4 separate regions of the Homo sapiens genome follow, and all the other regions are linked to region 4. Evidence: chromatin loops called from intact Hi-C (ENCODE). Cell type or tissue: CD4-positive, alpha-beta T cell. All regions are shown on one strand.

What was found. Peaks named below come from ENCODE experiments on the same cell type or tissue, not always from the same donor. Only the 100,000 strongest peaks of a DNase experiment are listed, where the experiment ranks them.
Region 1: it touches region 4 in a loop (2.8-fold over the local background); 11 of 110 quality-filtered maps call a loop at or near these places.
Region 2: a loop joins it to region 4, with 2.5 times the contacts of the local background. A loop is called at or near these places in 4 of 110 quality-filtered maps.
Region 3: a loop joins it to region 4, with 2.5 times the contacts of the local background. A loop is called at or near these places in 6 of 110 quality-filtered maps.

The regions. Positions count from the first base shown.
Region 1 is chr19:38,875,155-38,880,154 of GRCh38, reverse strand. RINL (Ras and Rab interactor like) reads left to right here and starts at 1,880. Exons shown (of 12, transcript NM_001195833.2): 1 at 1,880-1,923; 2 at 3,374-3,462; 3 at 3,665-3,824. The coding sequence starts at 3,413. It overlaps SIRT2 (sirtuin 2), which reads left to right. Exons shown (of 16, transcript NM_012237.4): 14 at 453-523; 15 at 655-721; 16 at 845-1,595. The coding sequence ends at 1,000. RefSeq lists enhancers at 1,244-1,343, 1,384-1,503 and a silencer at 2,044-2,093. In CD4-positive, alpha-beta T cell, no CTCF peak of the experiment used is centred here; DNase peaks (open chromatin) are centred at 1,884 and 3,772; H3K4me3 peaks cover 1,489 bases; H3K27ac peaks cover 2,875 bases.
Region 2 is chr19:38,512,646-38,517,645 of GRCh38, reverse strand. RYR1 (ryanodine receptor 1) reads right to left here. Exons shown (of 106, transcript NM_000540.3): 64 at 2,539-2,620; 65 at 1,429-1,559; 66 at 1-287. Among named protein-coding and RNA genes, the nearest start is that of MAP4K1-AS1, 81 kb to the left of the region's middle. RefSeq lists enhancers at 4,169-4,258, 4,269-4,318. In CD4-positive, alpha-beta T cell, CTCF peaks have their summits at 2,187 and 2,388 (motif pointing left); DNase peaks (open chromatin) are centred at 2,365 and 3,585.
Region 3 is chr19:38,392,544-38,397,543 of GRCh38, reverse strand. It overlaps SPRED3 (sprouty related EVH1 domain containing 3), which reads right to left. Exons shown (of 6, transcript NM_001394336.1): 5 at 2,758-2,901; 6 at 1-2,064. The coding sequence ends at 1,399. Among named protein-coding and RNA genes, the nearest start is that of SPRED3, 6.3 kb to the right of the region's middle. In CD4-positive, alpha-beta T cell, no CTCF peak of the experiment used is centred here; DNase peaks (open chromatin) are centred at 1,723 and 2,853; H3K4me3 peaks cover 2,045 bases.
Region 4 is chr19:38,727,853-38,732,852 of GRCh38, reverse strand. It overlaps ACTN4 (actinin alpha 4), which reads right to left. Exons shown (of 21, transcript NM_004924.6): 19 at 4,827-4,907; 20 at 3,699-3,857; 21 at 1,264-3,579. The coding sequence ends at 3,421. It overlaps CAPN12 (calpain 12), which reads left to right. Exons shown (of 21, transcript NM_144691.4): 19 at 1,630-1,746; 20 at 1,830-1,888; 21 at 1,975-2,661. The coding sequence ends at 2,001. LOC107985291 (a long non-coding RNA gene) reads left to right here and starts at 4,497. Exons shown (of 2, transcript XR_001753937.2): 1 at 4,497-4,665. In CD4-positive, alpha-beta T cell, CTCF peaks have their summits at 2,797 and 3,008 (motif pointing left); DNase peaks (open chromatin) are centred at 2,972 and 3,529.

The sequences.
Region 1 (5,000 bases), 150 kb before region 4:
GACAAGTCACTTGACCAAAGTCACTGAGCTGGCTGGGCGCAATGGCTCACGCCTGTAATTCCAGCACTTTGGGAGGCCGAGGCGGGTGGATCACCTGAGGTCAGGAGTTCGAGACCAGCCTGACCAACATGGTGAAACCCCGTCTCTACTAATAATACAAAATTAGCCGGGCATGGTGCTGGGCACCTGTCATCCAGGCTACTCGGGAGGTTGAGGCGGGAGAATCACTTGAACCCAGGAGGTGGAGGTTGCAGTGAGCCGAGATCACATCATTGCACTCCAGCCTGGGCAACAAGAGTGAAACTTTGTCTCAAAAAAAACCAAAAAAACAACAACAAAAAAAAAACAAAGTCACAGAGCTAGGATACAAACCCAGGCCACCTGGCTCCAGGGTCTGTGCTCTTAGCTCTCCCTTCCCTGCTCCTGCCCCTGACCCACCCCCTCCCTGACAGTCGGACCCTTTCCTGGGGATGATTATGGGCCTCGGAGGAGGCATGGACTTTGACTCCAAGAAGGCCTACAGGTGAGGCCCCGCCGGGGGTTGGGGCAGCCTGGAAGGGACAGGGTGAGGTGGGAGCGGGGGCACGAAGGCAGATGAGAGGAGCAGGCAGGGGCGAGCCCGCCTGGGAACTCTGATCTCCTGCTGCACCGCAGGGACGTGGCCTGGCTGGGTGAATGCGACCAGGGCTGCCTGGCCCTTGCTGAGCTCCTTGGATGGAAGGTGAGGAGCTGAGCAACCCCAGCCTGTCCTGAGCCCCATCCCTGGACCCTCTCCCCACCCCATGGGTCCTCTGACCCCATGATGCACAGTGACCTTTGACTTCTGTGACCTTTGCTCCTGCAGAAGGAGCTGGAGGACCTTGTCCGGAGGGAGCACGCCAGCATAGATGCCCAGTCGGGGGCGGGGGTCCCCAACCCCAGCACTTCAGCTTCCCCCAAGAAGTCCCCGCCACCTGCCAAGGACGAGGCCAGGACAACAGAGAGGGAGAAACCCCAGTGACAGCTGCATCTCCCAGGCGGGATGCCGAGCTCCTCAGGGACAGCTGAGCCCCAACCGGGCCTGGCCCCCTCTTAACCAGCAGTTCTTGTCTGGGGAGCTCAGAACATCCCCCAATCTCTTACAGCTCCCTCCCCAAAACTGGGGTCCCAGCAACCCTGGCCCCCAACCCCAGCAAATCTCTAACACCTCCTAGAGGCCAAGGCTTAAACAGGCATCTCTACCAGCCCCACTGTCTCTAACCACTCCTGGGCTAAGGAGTAACCTCCCTCATCTCTAACTGCCCCCACGGGGCCAGGGCTACCCCAGAACTTTTAACTCTTCCAGGACAGGGAGCTTCGGGCCCCCACTCTGTCTCCTGCCCCCGGGGGCCTGTGGCTAAGTAAACCATACCTAACCTACCCCAGTGTGGGTGTGGGCCTCTGAATATAACCCACACCCAGCGTAGGGGGAGTCTGAGCCGGGAGGGCTCCCGAGTCTCTGCCTTCAGCTCCCAAAGTGGGTGGTGGGCCCCCTTCACGTGGGACCCACTTCCCATGCTGGATGGGCAGAAGACATTGCTTATTGGAGACAAATTAAAAACAAAAACAACTAACAATCCGGTCTGGCCTCCTGTTTCTTTCTGTGGGCACCCAGGGAAATCTCTGAAGGGAGGGGGTTAGATCTTGGGCCACTAAGGAACCAGAAAGTCTCCGGGATCCAGAGTGAGGGGTAACAAGAGGGTCCTCACGGGGGCCCTCGTGGCTCTGACCCCTGGACTCCCAGCCTGCCAGTGTCCCTTCCTCTAAGCCCCGTCACTAAAGGCCTGAGGCCCCAGAAAGAGGGAGGAAAGTTGACTTCAGATACCCCAGCCCCGCCTCTTCCCCCTGCCTGCTCAGCTTCCTCTCTCCACTTCCTGCTACTGCAGGCCTCTCCTCCGAGAACAGGTAGGGCCCCCAGGAACCGAGCATCTGGCATCTTCAGCCCCTGCTGCCTCCCTTTGGTATGAGGCAGCTGCCCTGACCCACCCCTGCCACGCACTGCCCACAGCCTCCTCTCCTGCCACGGTACACAAGCAGGCATCTGCTTCCCTCTCCCCTCCCCTCCCCTCCCTTCCTTCCTGCTCTTGCCTGGGCAGGGCACCTGCGCCTCCCTGCCCACCTCCCTCCTTCCTAATAACACCCTGGCCTTCTGGTCAATGGCCTAATGTATTTGTTTAGCTGCCTATTATCCATATGCTACACCTGCCCCAAACAAGAATGGAAGGCCCTGAGGGGAGGAGCCTGTCCTGTTCATCACCCTCTCTCCAGGGCAGAGGCACCTAATTCCAGCCTGTATTCAGTAAATACTGGATGGATGGAAGGAAGGAAGGAAGGGAGGGAGGGAGGGAGGGAGGATGGATCCTCCCCCGATCCAGGTCTCCTGCTCCTGGGACTGCTGCTGGGATAAGTGCCACCCTAAGTGATAACCTACGTAGGACTCTGTACCTGGTTAGGAGCTGGGGCCTGATGGGTGGATGAAGAGAGAGAGGAACAGATGTGTGATAAAGCAAGATGAGTAAAATGTTCATGGTAGAATCTTGGTAGTGGGCATAGGGATGTTTCCTGTACAATTCTTTCAGCTTTTCTCTATGTCTGAAATTTTTCATAATAAAATGCTGGGGGAAGAGATTCAGTGGCCCCTCCATGGTGTGGGAAGGGAGGAAGAGGGGATGTTATTACCTTTCCAGATATAGGGACTGCCTACTCTGGGCCAAGAACTTTTCCAGGCGCTGACTGGGTTTTGCCAAGGGCTGGCCCACATTTACACAGCCCCCATGGCTGTTAAAAATCTTAACATATTTCCTACCACTTCAGTAAAGAGCTATTGTTTTGAGTCCTCTCCCCACACCGCAAGACACACTGGCCTCTCTCCTGGGATCCCCAGATTCCCCACCATCCGGTACTAAAGATTTAACCCCTGCCGGCCGGGTGTGGTGGCTCATGCCTGTAATCTCAGCACTTTGGGAGGCCGAGGCGGGGGGATCACTTGAGGTCAGGAGTTTGAGACCAGCCTGGGTAACACGTCAAAACCTTGTCTCTACTAAAAAATACAAAAATTACCCAGGCGTGGTGGTGCACGCCTGTAATCCCAACTACTCGGGAGACTGAGGCACAAGAATCGCTTGAACCTACGAGGCGGAGGTTGCAGTGAGCTGAGATCGTGCCACTGCACTGCAGTCTGGGCAATACAGTGAGACTCCGTCTCAAAAATAAAATAAAGAATTAACCCCTGCCACGGCAAGCGGCCTCTGGGGTCCATTCTGATTGGTCAGGGTCTCTGCCATATTGATTGTAAATATCTTGAACATGACCCGAGGGCTAGAGCAGCTTTGAGTCTTACCTTTCTCCCTGCCAGAGGCCAGGTCATGACTCACTGGCTTCCTGCAACCTGACGATGGCCCAGCCAGAAGACAAGGCACCTGAAGTCCCCACAGAGGGGGTGAGGTGAGGCTACTAGGGCTGAGGCTATGCCCTCCTTCCCCTGCATCCAGAAACCCTTTCCATCCAATACCTCCCTCACTACAGAATCCTGAATCACATCTCTGAGCCTCTGCCCTGGGCCTGCCCCTTCCTGTACCTTTGACCTCACCTCATTGTCCCACTGCCCACCTCTGACCCCTGACTCCCTGGACACTGTCCATCCCAGGCTGGTCCCACCACAGGTGAACAAAGCAGACAGGACCCCTCTAGGGGTCCTCAGCACCCTAGAGCCACTTACTCGCCTGCAGAGGACATGGGGGGTGTGGCATGTGCCAGAGCTGGATACCCAGGATGCGGAGGCCCTTGTGGGGCTGTGGCCACTAGGGGTGAGTACTCACAGCTGGGGGCCCATCCTGACACCCTAGATTAGGACTCTGCTGGTTACTAGTGACAAACATGACACAAATTGGGCAAACCAAAAAGGCTATTTATTGCTGGGTGCAATGGCTCATGCCTGCAGTCCTAGCTACTCATGAGGCTGAGGTGGGAGGATCATTTGAGCTCAGGAGGTCAAGGCGGCAGTGAGCTGAGATCATGCCACTTCACTTGAGCCTGGGTGATGGAGCAAGACCCTGTCTAAAAAAAAAAAAAAAAAAATGTAATTTCAAGAAGCTCTGGATCCTGAACTTCAGAACACTTATAAATTCCTCTTCATCCCATTTCTTGGCTTTGCTTTCAACTGCGGGGAATTTTGGATATTTGGGACTGAATATAACAAACACCTGTCCTACAGCGGTTTAAACAAATAGGCATTTATCTTCCTAACATAACCAAAAAGGCAGCTGCTGGCTTTAGATCAGCAGTGCAGTGACATTGAGGCCAGCATAGCTATAATTCTCTTGGACTTCTCTCACAGCTTCCCGGGGGCTGCCCCAGGCCCAAGCACCTGCGTGCATTCCAGGCAGGAAGAACAGAGGCACCACTTGCATCTGTTTATTTTACAGGAAAAATAAAGGTTTTCTTTTCTTTTTTTTTTTAATTTTGAGAGTTTCACTCTTGTTGCCCAGGCTGGAGTGCAATGGCATGATCTCGGCACACTGCAACTTCCGCCTCCCAGGTTCAAGCGATTCTCCTGCCTCAGCCTCCTGAGTAGCTGGGATTACAGGCATCTGCCACAACGCCCGGCTAATTTTTTGTATTTTTAGTAGAGATGGGATTTCACCATGTTGGCCAAGCTGGTCTCAAACTCCTGACGTCAGGTGATCCACCCACCTCTGCCTCCCAAAGTGCTGGGATTACAGGTGTGAACCACCGTCCCCGGCCAAAATAAAGGTTTTCACAACTGATTCAGAAAATATAGATGGCTGGCCGGGTGTGCTGACTCACGCCTGTAATCCCAGCATTTTGGGAGGCTGAGGTAGGAGGCTCGCTTAAGCCTAGGAGTTCAAGACCAGCCTGGGCAACAGAGCAAGGCCCAGTCTCTATTAAAAAAAAAAAAAAAAGAAAAAAGAAAAAAAAAAGGATGGGGCCCAGGTAGCAATATTTTTAATTTTTTTATTTAT
Region 2 (5,000 bases), 220 kb after region 4:
GACGATGATTCTCAGGATATTCCCCAGCAGGGAGTTGAGGTGGTCAGAGGTGACAGCTGTGCAGGGTGGGGGGGCGCCGGCGGGCAGGGCGGAAGGGGGTGCCTCGGGCCCGCGCTCCCACCATCGGGGCAGGTAGCTGCATAGCATGGGCAGCGTGATCTCGATGACATGCGGCATCTCTGTGTAGCGGGCACCTGACTCGGCCAGCCCCCCAATGTCTGCCATGAGCCGCTCCAGCACCGGGATGTCGGGACACATCTCCTCCACACTGTTGGGGAGCCCCAGGACTGGGGTACAGGGACGGGGGCAGGGAATGTCAAGCCATCACCCCCAGACCTCAGTGCCCTGGCCTCCCCCGCAATACATCAGACACCATTGAATTGCCACCCCCCTTAAACAGTCTCCCAAACCCTATTCTTCCCATCTCACCCTCCAACCCAACTACCTCTCCCAACCCTCACATTGAAACTCAGTGGCCCCGCAAACACTTCACACCCCCGAGCCTGTCTGCTCCCTAAAATCTCACCCCTAGAAACCTTCCCTCCTAAAATCTCCCACATCCCAAGCCCATTCCCCTCACCCCTGCTGTACAGCATACTCCAAAAGAGACCTTTTCCAACCCCACCCTGTCTCCCCGCCTTGTCTCTCTGAATCCCACACCCGGTTCAGTCCCTTGAAACCGACAACCTGTCACTTGCTCACTTGCTGACTCTGGGCCAGGTGCCATTCTGGGAGAACAGCTGACCAAGAAGACAAGTTTCCTGCCTTGGAGCGTATATTTCCCCCAGGTCCACACCTCATTCTAGCCTCTGGACCCAGGACTCAGGGGATTTTTGTCTGTTTTATCTGTTCACTGCTGAACCTCAGGTGACTAGGACAGCGCCTCATACATAGTAACTGCTCGATACATATTTGCTGAATGAATGAATGAACCCTGCCTTCCCTCAATCCTCTTATGCTCAAATACCCCTCACCCTATGTCTCCAAGCTTGATGATGCCCTCAAATGTCACCATCACTAAAATAAATTCCATAGCTCCAAATTCCATGGATGGGGTTTTGCTATGTTGCCCAGGTTGGTCTTGAACTCCTGGACTCAAGCAATCCTCCTACCTTGGCCTCCCAAAGTACTGGGATTACAGGCGTGACCCACTGCGCCTGGCCACCAAGTGCTACTTTTCTTAACTTTTATCAATAGATTCTGTTTTCAAAAATCAAATTAATCTCTAAATTCTCCCCATGTAACGGCCTTGAAATGCCCCCGAACCATAAACTCTGGGGTTCCTGAATGTGTGGCACTCCCAACCTGGGGAATCCTCAGCCGCTCACAGCCCAGCCCAGCCACACTACCCCCAAATTAGGGTCTCCCCAAGGCCCTGTGCTGGGGAGATTTGGACTCCCAGCACTGCTCCCGCCCCACACAGCTTACTGGCCCGCTCCCGCGGAGACTTGGTGGTGTACACGGAGCAGGCGTTGTACTCGTTCAGCTGCGGCTCCAGGAACGCCACCGGCATGGCTGCTGCCAGACGGGCCAGGCACTCCCCGAGGGCTGGCCGAAGCCTGGAAGACGGGGCTGTGTTTAGCTGCCACGTGTCCCCCTCTTTGGGGTCCTGGGTCCCAGCCCCATCTCCATAGAAACGGCTCCTCCCAGAACCCTTTGGGACAGAGCTGCCATTCATCCATGTGTGCCACTTGTTTTGTTTTTTAAGACAGGGTCTCGCTCTGTTACTCAGGCTGCAGTGCAGTGGCCTGATCTTGGCTCACAGCAACCTCACATTCCTGGGTTCAAGTGATCCTCCCACCTCAGCCTCCTGAGTCGCTGGGATTACAGGCACACACCATACCATGCCTAGCTAGTTTTAAAAAAAGTCGTTTTTGTAGAGATGCAGTCTCCCTATGCTGCTCAGGCTGGAGCTCAAGCGATCCCCCCATCTCAGCCTTAGGAGTAGGTGGATTTACAGGCACCAGCGCCACTACACCACACCACACCAGGCTAATTAAAAAAAATTTTTTTTTGTAGAGATGGAGTCTCACTATGTTGCCCAGGCTGGTCTCAAACTCCTGAGCTCAAGTGATCTTCCCGCCTCAGCCTCCCAAAGTGCTCACAGGTGTGAGCCACCGCGCACCGCTGGTGTCACTTGAAATCTGAATAACTTCAGAGCTGGTGGAAACAGCCGCAGCCTCGCTCTTGCTGTATCAGTAATCTCAGCTCAGAAGCGGTCACATGGCCACTGCCAGGGGCCCTCCCCAGTGACCCCAGTGTTGCGTGGCTCCTGTGTGCAGCCCCCGTGGTCTGCGCCTCCCTTTCTTCCCCAGCGAGGCCTGCCTGCTTCACAGCCCCAGACCTGGCGGCTCTACCTCCGTGGCTGACCTGTCCCTGAGCGCCCTCACGCGGCCGCCGTGGGGAACCGCGGCTGCCGCCGTGTGCGGGAAAATTCTTAACATCTACCCTGCTTTTCACCCACCCCATCTTCTTCCCCTGCTCCCTCCCTTCCCCTCCAGCCCCACCCAGCCCCAAACGATGGCTCCCTCTCCTTACTTTTCCACATAAGTGTTCTTGGTGGTTCCCAGGGAGTAGATACTGCACAGCGTTCGGTAGCAAGAGACCTGGACGTCGTCCACTGAGGGAGACAGGGGGCGAGGCTGCGGCATGCGCTCACAAGACAAGCCCTCCCCACCCCACCTCCCTTGTCTCAAATAGGCCCATGCAGTGGGGAAGAGCAAGCAGATGTACAGCCAGCCTTCCATGTACGAGTCTTGTGACTTGAGCAAGTTACCAACTCTCTCTCAGCCTCAGCTTCCCTACCTGTAACATGGGGATAGTTATAGTACCTTCCTCACGGGGTGGTCGTGAGTATCAAATGAGTTACTACTTGGAAAGCCACTAGAACGGGGCACACAGTAGGCACTCAATAAAGGCTAGATGTTGTTTCTTCCGTGGAGAGGACTCATGGCCCTCTATAATGAAAGTGAGGGGTACTTCCTCCAGAAAAATGCAAACAGAACTGCAATATTGCTGCAATTTTAGGCTATCTTTTTCATTTTATTTAAAATGTATATATTTTTAGGGTTGGCGCAGAGGCTCATGCCTGTAATCCCAGCACTTTGGAGGCTGAGGTGGACGGATCACCTGAGGTCAGGAGTTCGAGACCAGCCTGGGCAACATGGTGAAACCCCATCTCTACTAAAAATACAAAAATTATCTGAGTGTGTTGGTGAATGCCTGTAATCCCAGCTACTCGGGGGGCTGAGGCAGGAGAATCACTTGAACCCGGGAGGCAGAGGTTGCAGTGAGCTGAGATTGCGCCACTGCACTCCAGCCTGGGTGACAGACCGAGACTCTGTCTCAAAAAAAAAAAAAAAATTAAAAAAAAATTTTTTTAGAGATGGGGTCTCAGTATGTTGCCCAGGCTGATCTCAAACTCCTGGTCTCAAGTGATTTGCCCACCTCGGCCTCCCAAAGTGCTGGGATTACAGGTGCGAGCCACTGTGCCCAGACCAATTTTAGGTTAACCACATGCCCTCCAGAAGGCCAAGTTAAGAAGCTCATCATGAGGCAAAAAGAGGGCGGGGCTATTCTAGACTTTAAAGACACTACAGAGACACAACCACCAAATGCAGCAGGAGAAACTTGACTGGATTCTGAATTTCTTTTAAAAAAATCAAAGACATTTTGTGGGTAATGAGGGAAATTTAAATATGGTTAGGTTAGGTATGATAATGATACCGTGGTTACACAAGAGAAGGTTCCTATTCTAGGAAAGCCAGCTGATGAACATTAAGGGATGAGGTTACCCTGGTGTGTGCAACTTACACCCAAAAGTTCAACAAAAAAAACTAAATACTTTCAACCATACAGTGAAGGGTAGGCACACAGGGCAAATTGTTAACAATTTTCTTTTTTTTTTTTTGAGATGGAGTCTTGCTCTGTCGCCCAAGCTGGAGTGCAGTGGTGCAATCTCAGCTCACTGCAACCTCCACCTCCCAGATTCAAGCAGTTCTTGTGCCTCAGCCTCCCAAGTAGCTGGGACTACAGGCGTGAGCCACCATGCCCCGCCAACAATTTTCTTCTTTCTACCTTCCTGTATGTTTTGAAAATTTCAAAATACAAAGTTGGATGGGAGAAGAACCCTATCCAGGTGCTACTTTTCTTTTCTTCTTTTTTTTAAGATGGGGTTTTGCTATGTTGCCCAGGTTGGTCTTGAAATCCTGGGCTCAAGAGATCTTCCTACCTTGGCCTCCCAAAGTGCTGGAATTACAGATATGAGTCACTGTGGCTGGCCACCAACTGCTACTTTTCTTTTCTTTTTGAGATGGAGTCTCGCTCTGTTGCCCAGGCTGGCGTGCAATGGCACGATCTTGGTGCACTGCAACCTTCGCCTCCTGGGTTCAAGCAATTCTCCTGCCTCAGCCTCCCAGGTAGCTAGGATTATAGGCGACCACCACCATGCCCGGCTAATTTTTGTATTTTAGTAGAGACAAGGTTTCATCATGTTGGCCAGGCTGGTCTTGAACTCCTGAGCTCAGGTGATCTGTCCGCCTTGGCCTCCCAAAGTGCTGGGATTACAGGCGTGAGCCACTGCGCTCGGCCAAGTGCTACTTTTCCTAACCTTTATCAATAGACTCTCTTTTTTAACATCAAGGACCCTATTTTATTATTTATTTATTTTAGAGACAGAATTTTGCTCTGTTGTCCAGGCTGGAGTGCAGTGGTATGATCATAGCTCATTGCAGCCTCCAACTCTTGGACTCAAGTGATCCTCCCTTGTCAGCCTCCCCAGTAGCTGGGATTACAGGCATGTGCCTCCATGCCTGGCTAATCTTTAAATTTTTCTTTTTTTTTTTAGTAGAGACAGGGTCTCGCTATGTTGCCCAAGCTGGTCTTGAACTCCTGAGCTCAAGCGGTCCTCCTGCCTCAGCCTCCCAAAGTGCTGGAATTACAGGTGTGAGTCACTGCGCCAGTCCACTTAGGGTCTTTTGTTAGAGCTGCTGAGCTCGCGT
Region 3 (5,000 bases), 340 kb after region 4:
TTGAATCCAAAGAAATCTGGGGTCTGAGGGTGCTGGGGTCTTGGGGCACCTCGAATCTGAACGCCTCTGGTATGGAGGGATGAAGGTCTTGGATCAGGAACAATCCCAATGTTGTAGGGTCTTGAGCCTTGCATTTGGGGGTCAGTGGCACCTTTGGGGTATTGGATCCAGTGCTCCTAAAGTACCTTAGGGTCACTCAAGGGCTGAGGGCCAAGGGCATCAGAGGTCTGGGTCACCATGAGCATCCCCTCTTCTGGGAGCTGGACTCCCAGCCCTTAAGGGGTTGGGAATCTGTGGGTAGAAAGAAGCTGAAGATTCCAGGACATTTGGGGTCTCAAAATCCAGGTCCAGGAGGGACTGCAAGAGAGGGCTATTTGAGAACTCGAGACCAGTATCTCGGGTCCTGAGGTGTTGGTGGCCTTCAGTCGCACATCTGAGGACCCCAGGCACCTCTGAGTCCTATAAATGATATCCAAAGCTCCTGAGAACCCTGGCTTGGGGGTGGGTGGACCTATGGAGGTCTTTGATCCCTGGCTTCCAGAGCATCTTGGTGTCTGATATCTGGATCTTGGGGGCTCTGGGATGGGTCTCCCAAGTCATTTTGGTAAGAGAACAGCTCGTGTTTCAGTATATCCGAGCACTCAGTGCATCTTAAGAGTCTGGGGTCCCAGGGTGTCTGGGAGTTCCCTGGACATCTTAGACTTCAGTGTTCCCGGACTGGAGGCCAGGTCTGTGGGCACTAAGTCGTGGGTAGATTTGAGGGGCAGCATCTGGAGATTCCAGAGCATAACAGAGTTTCAAACTCTGTTTGAAACTTTCTCAGGGGTCCTGCTGTCTCAGGGGTCCTGGGACTATGAGAATGTCTCAGATGTGGGGGCACCAGGTCTTAGGTGAATATTCAGGAACTGTTTGTGGGTGACTCCAGGTCCTATGGTCTCAAGATCTGATCTGGGAGTTGAATAAAGGCAGAGCCAGTTATGGGCAAGTCCTGACTAATTGTGGGGCTGTAATCTGAGGGACATGGTGCCAGGCGTGACCGGGTTCTAGGTTGTTCATTTCAACAGGGACCTGCCCTTTTCGGGATCTATGTGCTCCCTGGCCTTTCTGAGATGCAAAGTATGGGGACGCCTGGAGCCTCCTCGTGGGGTGTGGGGGTGGGGGAACGCCAGAACTCAGGACGCCTGGGACTTCTTAGACAGACACCCCAATGAAGCTGGGGCTGGGGTCTCTCAGTCCTAGGTTTGGGTTCCAGGTTCCAGGTCTGAGATCTCTCAATCCAAACTCAAGCTCCAAGTTCCGGATGTGCCTAGGTTTGGGTTTTAGGTCCGAACGGAGTCCGGGGTCCTGGACCCTCAATTTTGGGTCCTCGGGCCGGCTAGGGGACCCACCAGGCCGTCCTCACCGCGCAGCCTCCTCGTGGCGACCCCCGCAGCCGGCGCAGCCGCATCGCGCTGCGACCCAGTGGCACGCGCGCAGGGGCGCGTAGCAGCAGAGGCAGGGCACTGCCAGGGAGAGCGCGGCCAGCGCGGCCCAGCGCGCGGCGGGGCGCGGGTGGCCCGGCTCGCAGGCGCACGGGTCCGAGAAGTCGCCCTCGGCGTCCGACAGGCAGTGGTAGAGCAAGCTCTCGGCGCACCACAGGCAGCTTAGACGGCGCACCAGGAGGCGACCCGGGTCCGGGGCCTCTGCGCAGCGGCCGCCACGCCCGTCTGCTCTGCGACGGAAGAGCGCGCGGCAATGCACGCAGCGCGCTGCCTCCTCCGCTTCCGGGGAGGCCTTGGCAGGCGCAGAGGATGGGCCCGGGCCGGGGGGTGGGCGAGCGGGGGGCGCTGGGGGCGCAGCCTCGGTCAAAGGGGCAGGTAGTGCCGCTGGGGGACCCAGGGCAGCGCCCCTCAACGCGCCGGTCTTGGCGAAGCGCACGACGCAGGTGGACAGGGCGAGGGGCGCGGGTGGCCCGGAGCGCCGGTAATCCTCGTAGCCGCGGCCGCCCCACCCCAGGCCCCCTGCCCCTGCCAGGGGCTCTGAGGGTTCCGGAATCCCCGTGAACGGTAGAAGCGGAGGGTAGCTCTGCGGAACGAAGGGACAAACAGATCAGAATCCATCCCAGTCTTAGCCTCAAGGATCCAGTTCCCTAGCGCACTCTTGGGTCTGGGATTCAGATTTTCAAGACCCCAGCTTGCTTCTCTCCCAAGGTCCCTCAATCCCCACTTTTCTCCAGGGACAGACAGAGGAATCCACGCACCAACCCCACACCTTTAAGGACCCAGAGGCCGAAGGTTCCTAGTCCTGTCCTCTCTTAAGATCCAAGAGCCCCAGCTCCCAGCCCCCTCTACCTTGAGATCCAGGGGTTCTGGACCCAGCCACCTCCTCCTTAAAGGCGCAGGAGTTTGGTTCCTGGGCCTCTTTTACCCTTCTGGGTACCGACTCTCCCACCCTCCCCGTGAATTTAACAGTCCTCTTCCAGGAGTTCCCCAAATATACACTCTGAAAATGGTCCTAAACCTCTCTGGACTTCGAAACCCCTCAAAATCTCCAAGAGCGCAAGGAGACTCGGGAGGCCCGCACCCAAGCCTCCTAGAAACCCAGGCCTCCAAGCCTCTCCCTATTTCCCCGCCGCTTTCTCCCAGTCCGGCCCAGTTATCAGGTCAGCCATCCCCTGGAATCTGTGTTCCCCACCTCCCCGGGCCATGGCTCCCGCTCCCTTCGGGCCCCGAGTGCACCGCCCCATTCCCCCAGGAGCCCCAGGCTCCCAGGTCGCACCTGAGCGGAGGAGCGGCGGCGCTGGGGGGGCGTGGTCGGCCCGAAGCCTGAAGCTGACTCCATCGTGATGATGGGGGCCGCAGCGGCGCTGGGAGGAGTCTCCTGGCGGCTGTGACTGGAGGAGGAGTCGCTGTCCACGTGGGACTGGAGGAGATTGGCGGCCTCAGCGCGGGGACACGCCCCCGCACAGCCGATGCCCTCACATAGACCCCCTCCCATTGAGAGCGAGGGCTCTGCGGCCAGGAAGGCCTGGGTTCAAACCCCGGCTCTGTCACTGACTGGTTGTGTGACCTCCGGCAAGTGAGCTCACCTCTTTGAGCCTCAGTTTCCTCCTCTGTAAAACGGGGATCCTAAGAGTACCTATTCATAAGGATGCGGTTAGGGCCACTGTCAAGGGCACAGCATATGCCTGAAGTACTGGGAGAGCTGGAAATGGTTATTGTTATTTTTGTGGGACTCTTCTCCTGATCTAATCAGCTCGCCAAACCTGAGGAACATCTAATCGTCTTCCCGCTTCTCAGAATCCCTCTCCCCTGGGCAGCCAGCTGCCTTCCTCTCTCACTCCCAGCCCCACACTGTTATTGGGGCAGTCCCGCCCACTCCGAGTGCTCCCCTTCCCATGCAAACCAGCCTCTGTTCTGAAACTAGCTGAAACGACTTCTCAGACCCTTAGCTTCCTTTCTGCCACTTGGACATAACTCCTACCTTATCTGCACACTGCCTTCAATAGACATTCATTGAGCACCCACGACGTGCCAGACTCACGAAGACCACTGTGCAGATTCCAGAGGGGGCCTGGACAGCAGAGCATCTTTCCCGGGTAAGTGCTCCATGGATGGGAACTGTCTGCAACTGTTGTGGCCCCACTTCATCTCCCATGACCCTGGAACCCTCCCCTTTTCTGCCCAGGGAATCAGTTTTGTTCCTCCAGGTGTTTTAGGCAACTCCCAAGGTTTCCAGCAAGTGCCAAATTGCACCCGATATTATGTGCATTCATTCATTCCGTTTATTCAACACATATTTACTAAACACTTACTGTGTGCCAGGCACTGTTTCAGGCATTGGAGACACAGCAAGAAACGAACAAAAGATCCTTGCCGGCCTGGAGCTGACATTCTAGCATGGGAGATAGACCGTAAACTAATAGATAAGAAAATAGGCCGGGAAATACACCTGTAATCCCAGCAATTTGGGAGGCCAAAGCGGGCAGATCACAAGGTCAGGAGTTTGAGATCAGCCTGACCAACATAGTGAAATCCCGTCTCTACTAAAAATACAAAAAAAATAGCTGGGTGCCTGTAATCCCAGCTGTTTGGGAGACTGAGGCAGAAGAATCCCTTGAACCTGGGAGGTGGAGGTTGCAGTGAGCCAAGATCGTGCCCCTGCACTCCAGCCTGGGCAACAGTGCAAGATTCCGTCTCAAAAAAAAAAAAAAAAAAAAAGATAATAGTATTTTCAGAAAGGAAATAAGGAAAATGCCTTAGAACATGGGAAAAATTTAGCACTAGACAAGGGGCATTGGCAGATTGCAATTTTAAATGGAATACTTAAGTTTAAATACTCAGGGAGGCCCTCCCTGAGAAGATGATATTTGTATAAAGCCTTGAAAGAAACAAGGGAATGAGCCACAAGGAAATCTGGGAAAGAGTGTTCCAGGCAACAGCCAGTGCAAAGGCGCTGGGGCAGGGCTGTGCCTGCCACGTTAGAATAAGAGTGAAGAGGCCATGTGGCCGAAGCCGAGTAAGTGAGGGGGCCAGACACACAGGGCCACATGGCATGGGATCTCATATGCCACTGTAAGGACTTTGTCCTTTACTTGAGTGAGTTGGAGCCCTGGGAGGCTTCTGAGTGTGGGAGGGGCATGATCTGACTCAGCCGTTGATAGGGATCCTCTGGCTATGTGTGGGGGCAGGAGGGAAGGAGTTGACAGTGAGAAGCTATTGAGATGGTCCAGTTGGGAGATGAGTTTGGATGGTACCAGGTTGGAGGCAGATTGTGATGATTTGGAAAGTAGAACCAATATTTGCTGACAGATGAGATGAGACGCATAAAAGATAAGGAGTCAGGGATGACTCCAAGATTTAGAGCCTGAGTAACTGGAAGCATGGGGTTGTCAATAATTTGTTCATCCATTTACTTTCAATATTTATTCATTTTTATTGTTTATATATATATTTTTTTTAATTTTCTGCCTTTCCACACTAGAATAGAAGCTCCAGGAGGAAAGGAACTTTTTGTTCACT
Region 4 (5,000 bases):
GAGGGGATTTGGAGAGTGGGCTGGGGTCAGAACTTGGAGTTCCCAGATCCCCAACCCCACTCTGGGGCCTGTCTGCCACCACACAGCAGATGGAGCCACAGGGAGATGGGGGCTGGGGTGACTGTGATGGAGTCGGAGAGCCAGAGGGAGAGGGTTTGGGTGTGGCTGTGAGTGTGAGACCCAGAGAAGGTGGTCAAGTGTCCAAAAGAGCCAGCCGGGCGTGGTGGCTCACGCCTGTAATGCCAGCACTTTGGGAGGCTAAGGCAGGCAGATTGCCAGATTGCTTGAGCCTAGGAGTTCAAGACCAGCCTGGGCAACATGGCGGAACCCCCGTCTCTACTAAAACTACAAAAATTAGCCAGGCGTGGTGGTGCGTGCCTGTAATCCCAGCTACTTGGGAGGCTGAGACAGGAGAATCTCTTGAACCCGGGAGGTGGAGGTTGCAGTGAGCCAAGATCATGCCATTGTACTCCAGCCTGGGCAACAGAGCGAGACTCCGTCTCAAAAAAGAAAAAAGAAAAAGCCCAAGTCAAAGGGGGAGAAATGGGGTCAGAGACAGCCAAGGATTGGGAGACGTGGGGCAGAGAGGGAGAGGCTGGGCCGGAGATAGACAGGAGTGGAGGTGAGGGAGCAAGGACTCACAGCAGGTGGCAGGTGGCAGGCTTGTGTTCACGCATCTGGCACCAGTGAGTGCCTGTTACATGCCAGGAGTTATTCCAGGAAGAAGGAAACTGATAAAGTGCCCTTGAGAATTTCTCAAACGGGAACTCCTGCAGTGGCAGCTGAGGGGCTCCAGCGCCTTCTCGGGTCCTTCCACCCCATCTGGCTGGGTTTCCCCATAGCCCTGGGCATGGCAGCCTCCACCCCTATGCCCGAGGGCAGATGAATGCCAGAGGGAGTGACCTGGGGCAGGTCACACGGGCAGGAAGAGGCTGCAGGCCACCTGCCCTCCTGTTAAAACAGCACCTGGCACTGGGCACAGCATGAAATGGCACTTACTTGGTAGATATTTGTGAAGAGAATGAACACACAGAATGGGGGTGAAGATGGGCTTTGGAAGCAGCAGAAGCCCATGAAACGGTACTTGGAACTGGGTTTGTCTGGCCGTGTGGGAGACAAAGGTCATCAGGCACAACCTTGCATCTCAGAAGGGGTCAAGAACCCATTGTTTTGGGTTTTTAAAAGCCTCCAATGAGACTCCACAGCAGACATGGTTTCTCAGCTTTAGAAATCGCCTCTGAGGTAGACTGTAAGGAAACTGACTCCATATGGGATTGACTATATTTTTTGCTGCACAGAAATATCCTCCAGTGCCCACTGGCAAGGAGAAAGCCCCACAGGATTTAAGGAGTAACAGTACCCACACATCGAGTCACGTGTCAGACGCTGTCCTGAGCGTTCTGTCTTCACACACCCTATGGGGTCGGGGCTGTCTTAGTCCGTTTGATGGATGAGGAAACAGGCCCAGAGGATTGAAGGGATCAGCCTGTACTCACCCTGCCGGGATGGGGCAGAGTTGGGGTGTGACACCCTGTGGCATTCATGTCCTCCCTGAGGAGGTGGGGTGGGGATGCAATGCCAAGGTGGGTTCCCTGTGGGCCACTGGGCTCAGAAGCAGCCTCCCCCTAGGCTTCCACCTGAACAACCAGCTGACCCAGACCCTCACCAGCCGCTACCGGGATAGCCGTCTGCGTGTGGACTTCGAGCGGTTCGTGTCCTGTGTGGCCCACCTCACCTGCATCTTCTGTGAGTACCACCCCGGCATGGTGGGGCATGGGGGGAAGGGGTACGGGGACTGGTGGGCACTCACCCTGCCCCTCTCTGCACAGGCCACTGCAGCCAGCACCTGGATGGGGGTGAGGGGGTCATCTGCCTGACCCACAGACAGGTGAGCCAGGTGGGAGGGACAGGGTGGCTCAGGCTCTGTCCTGCGAGCTCCCTGCCTCAAGCCACTGTCTTCCTTCTCTTCCTTAGTGGATGGAGGTGGCCACCTTCTCCTAGGATCTCCGGATGGGCGCACCTGCTGCTCAGGGCAGGGTTGCTGAGCAAGACCACCTCCCTAGGCCTTGCCTGGCATGGGTGCCACTCTCTCTGGCATCCACCTGTCTGGGGCTAGTCTCTGGCCCTCACTGCTCACGGCCGGGTGACCACTCTGGCCTGCGTACTCCTCACTCAGAAACAAGAACAGCGACAGCCCTTCTCGAGCAGATGACACGAGCTAGTCCACGTTGACAGCTTAAGACAGTGCTAGCTCTGCCCTGGCTCTCCTAGAAGGTGGAGGACAGACACAGGAGAAATAAAAAAAGATGATGCTGCAGGAATCCTTCTTAAAAATATTACATGTTTTATTATCCTGTCCCCAGAGGGTGGTTTATCCAGAAACCAAGAAAAAAAATCAATCAGAATAAACTCAAAAAAAAAAGGTAGGGGGAGCAAAACCATCAACCACCAGGCAGCCAGGCCATCAGCCCACCTCCACCTCTGGAGGGTCCCCAGAGACCCACGCCCGACGCAGACCCGGAGGAGCATCAGCAAGGGGCCCGGGCAGAGAATCGGCTATGTCTTCATTATGAGAGCAGGAGAGACGGCAGAGATATGTTGCTAGGTGAATATATATTTATATAATAAATCCGTAAGTTAATAAAGTAAATAGTAATTCTCTGAAAGTTTTTAATTCTTTCTTTTTTATAGTTTTTTTGTTTTTGTGATTTTTTTTTTTTTTGGTTTTTGTTGTTTTGTGTTTTTTTTCCTTTTTTTTTTTTGGTTCTTAGAAAATCTGAGACACGTGAGGCCAGACAAAGCAAGGCCGGGGCTGGTGGGATGGGGTGCGGTTCAGGGGGGCCCGGTCTGCCAACTCAGCTCCTCTGCTGCAAAAGCGGGGTGCTTGTTGGGGCCATCTCCTGGCAATGGCAAGTGAGTCTGGAGCAGAGAGGGGAGAGGGGCTGGGTGGGTCCCCAGCCGTCAGGTGGTGGTGGCGCCCTCTGCTGGCCCCTCGCATGGCCCAGGCAGTTCCTGGACAAGGCACATGGGGCTTTGGCCTGGATTGGGGAGGCCTTGAAGGGACCTCAGAGCAAAGGAAGAGACCTGGGTGTGGTGAGGCATCCCAGGGCATGGAAGGGACCGGTTGTGCTGTGGGAATCCACTGGCCCCTCCTTGGTTAAAAAAGCACAACACATCATACATATTTACCAGACCAGAAGCGCTGGCCCCAAGTCTCCCCAACCTGGTCGGGGGAACCTCCTGGCCAACCCACAAAGAGAGAGAGGAGAGAGCCTGCCCCAGCCCCTCCCTGCCCACCCACCCACCCCGGAGGACTGCAGAGAGTGCTTTGCATAGATACAGAGTGGAGGAATGGGACTGTGGGGCTGCCCAGGCCCCTCCTGGAGGCCGTCGGGGGTGTTGGGTCAGGTCTCTGGGGCCTCACAGGTCGCTCTCGCCATACAAGGCCGTGGAGAAGGACTTGTAGTCGAGGGCACCGGGCACGGCGTCAGGGCCCTGGTATGGCGCCATGCGGGCGATGCAGTACTCGGCCTGGTCGGGGGGCAGCTCTCTCCGCAGCTCCTCAGCTGTGATGAAGTTCTGGGGCAGGCAGGATGGGACTCTGAGCCATCCCCACCCACACACTGGCCCCCTCAGCCCCTCCCACTGCAGGGACCCCTCTCGCCAGCCCCCATGCACCTCGTAGGGGTCTCGCTCACCTTGTCCCCTGCTAAGACCTTGAAGGAAGCGATGACCTGGTCAGCCGTGTCCGTGTCGGTGGTCTCCCGCGACATGAAGTCGATGAAGGCTTGGAAGGTCACAAGGCCGCTATGGTTGGGGTCGACCAGGCTCATGATGCGGTTGAACTCGGCCTCACCCTGCAAGGAGAGGGTGGGGTGGGGGACACCCGACATTTAGTGGGGCAGGGGCAGCCAGGCCCACACTGGTGGGGTCTCCAGGGAAACAGCCGAGAGAGTAGGGCCCAACCCACGTGTGCGTGCGCCCTGTTCCCCGCCTGCTCCAGCAGCCTTGGCCCCGGGCAGAGCCTGCCACTGCTCCAGCTGACCCAGGCCTCCAAGCCCCCAGTGCCCCAGGCCGGGAAGCAGGGCCTCTCTGCACCCTCCCCTCTCGTGGTCTCCCACAGCAGGGAACTGGGGTCTACTGCCCTCAGCCCAGGCTCACGAGTAAGCTCTGGAGGATGGGGAAGAAAGAGAGAAAGAGAAAGAAAAAGGGGAGAGAGTGGGAGAGCTGCCCCCTCTTTCTGGAGACTTCTAGGGAAGAAGGGGGGCTCGGGAAGTCATCGGAGGGACCCCACCCCGGCAGATGCAGCAGAGGAAGAGGCAGGCACGGCTGCGCTGCTCGGGCGGAGGAGTGTCCCCGAGGACGAGGAAGCTCTGGAGGCGGTGAGGGGGAGAGGTGGGGGGGAGGAGGAGGAGGAGGAGGAGGAGGAGGAGGAGGAGGAGCGGGTGGCTGGGGAGACAGAGCTGCATACCAGGCTGTATCCTGTGGAGATAAGCAGAGCCCTGAAGTCATCGGAGTCCATGCTGCCTGTCTGCTTCTGCTCCGAGGACGCAGGCATAGCAGAGGAGGCCGGGCCCAGAGTAGGCAAGAGGGGCCGCCCCATGTGCACAGCAGGCAGACAGGACAGTGGCGGGGAGCAGGGAGACAGCGGCCCCAAGAGACCAGGTAAAAGGGAAGGGGTCCAGGGAGATGTGGGCAGGGAGGCAAGAGAGCCATGAGATGGCACACAGGATGGCAGGGGTGGGATGGCGAGGGGAGAAAGAGAGAAGGAGAGAGAGAGAGAGAGCAGTTAATGCCATGGTCCGCTGGGGCCCAGGGTGCAGTACCTGCCGGTCGTTCTCCACGTCGTAGCCCAGGCTGATGAGGCAGGCCTTGAACTCCTCGGGCCCCAGCGCCCCGCCATGATCCTGCCGGGGCCATCCGAAGGCAGGTGTGCGGGAGGGGCGGCGTGGAGACCAGGATGAGGGATCGGGGTCACATGCAGAGGGCAGGGGGAAGGG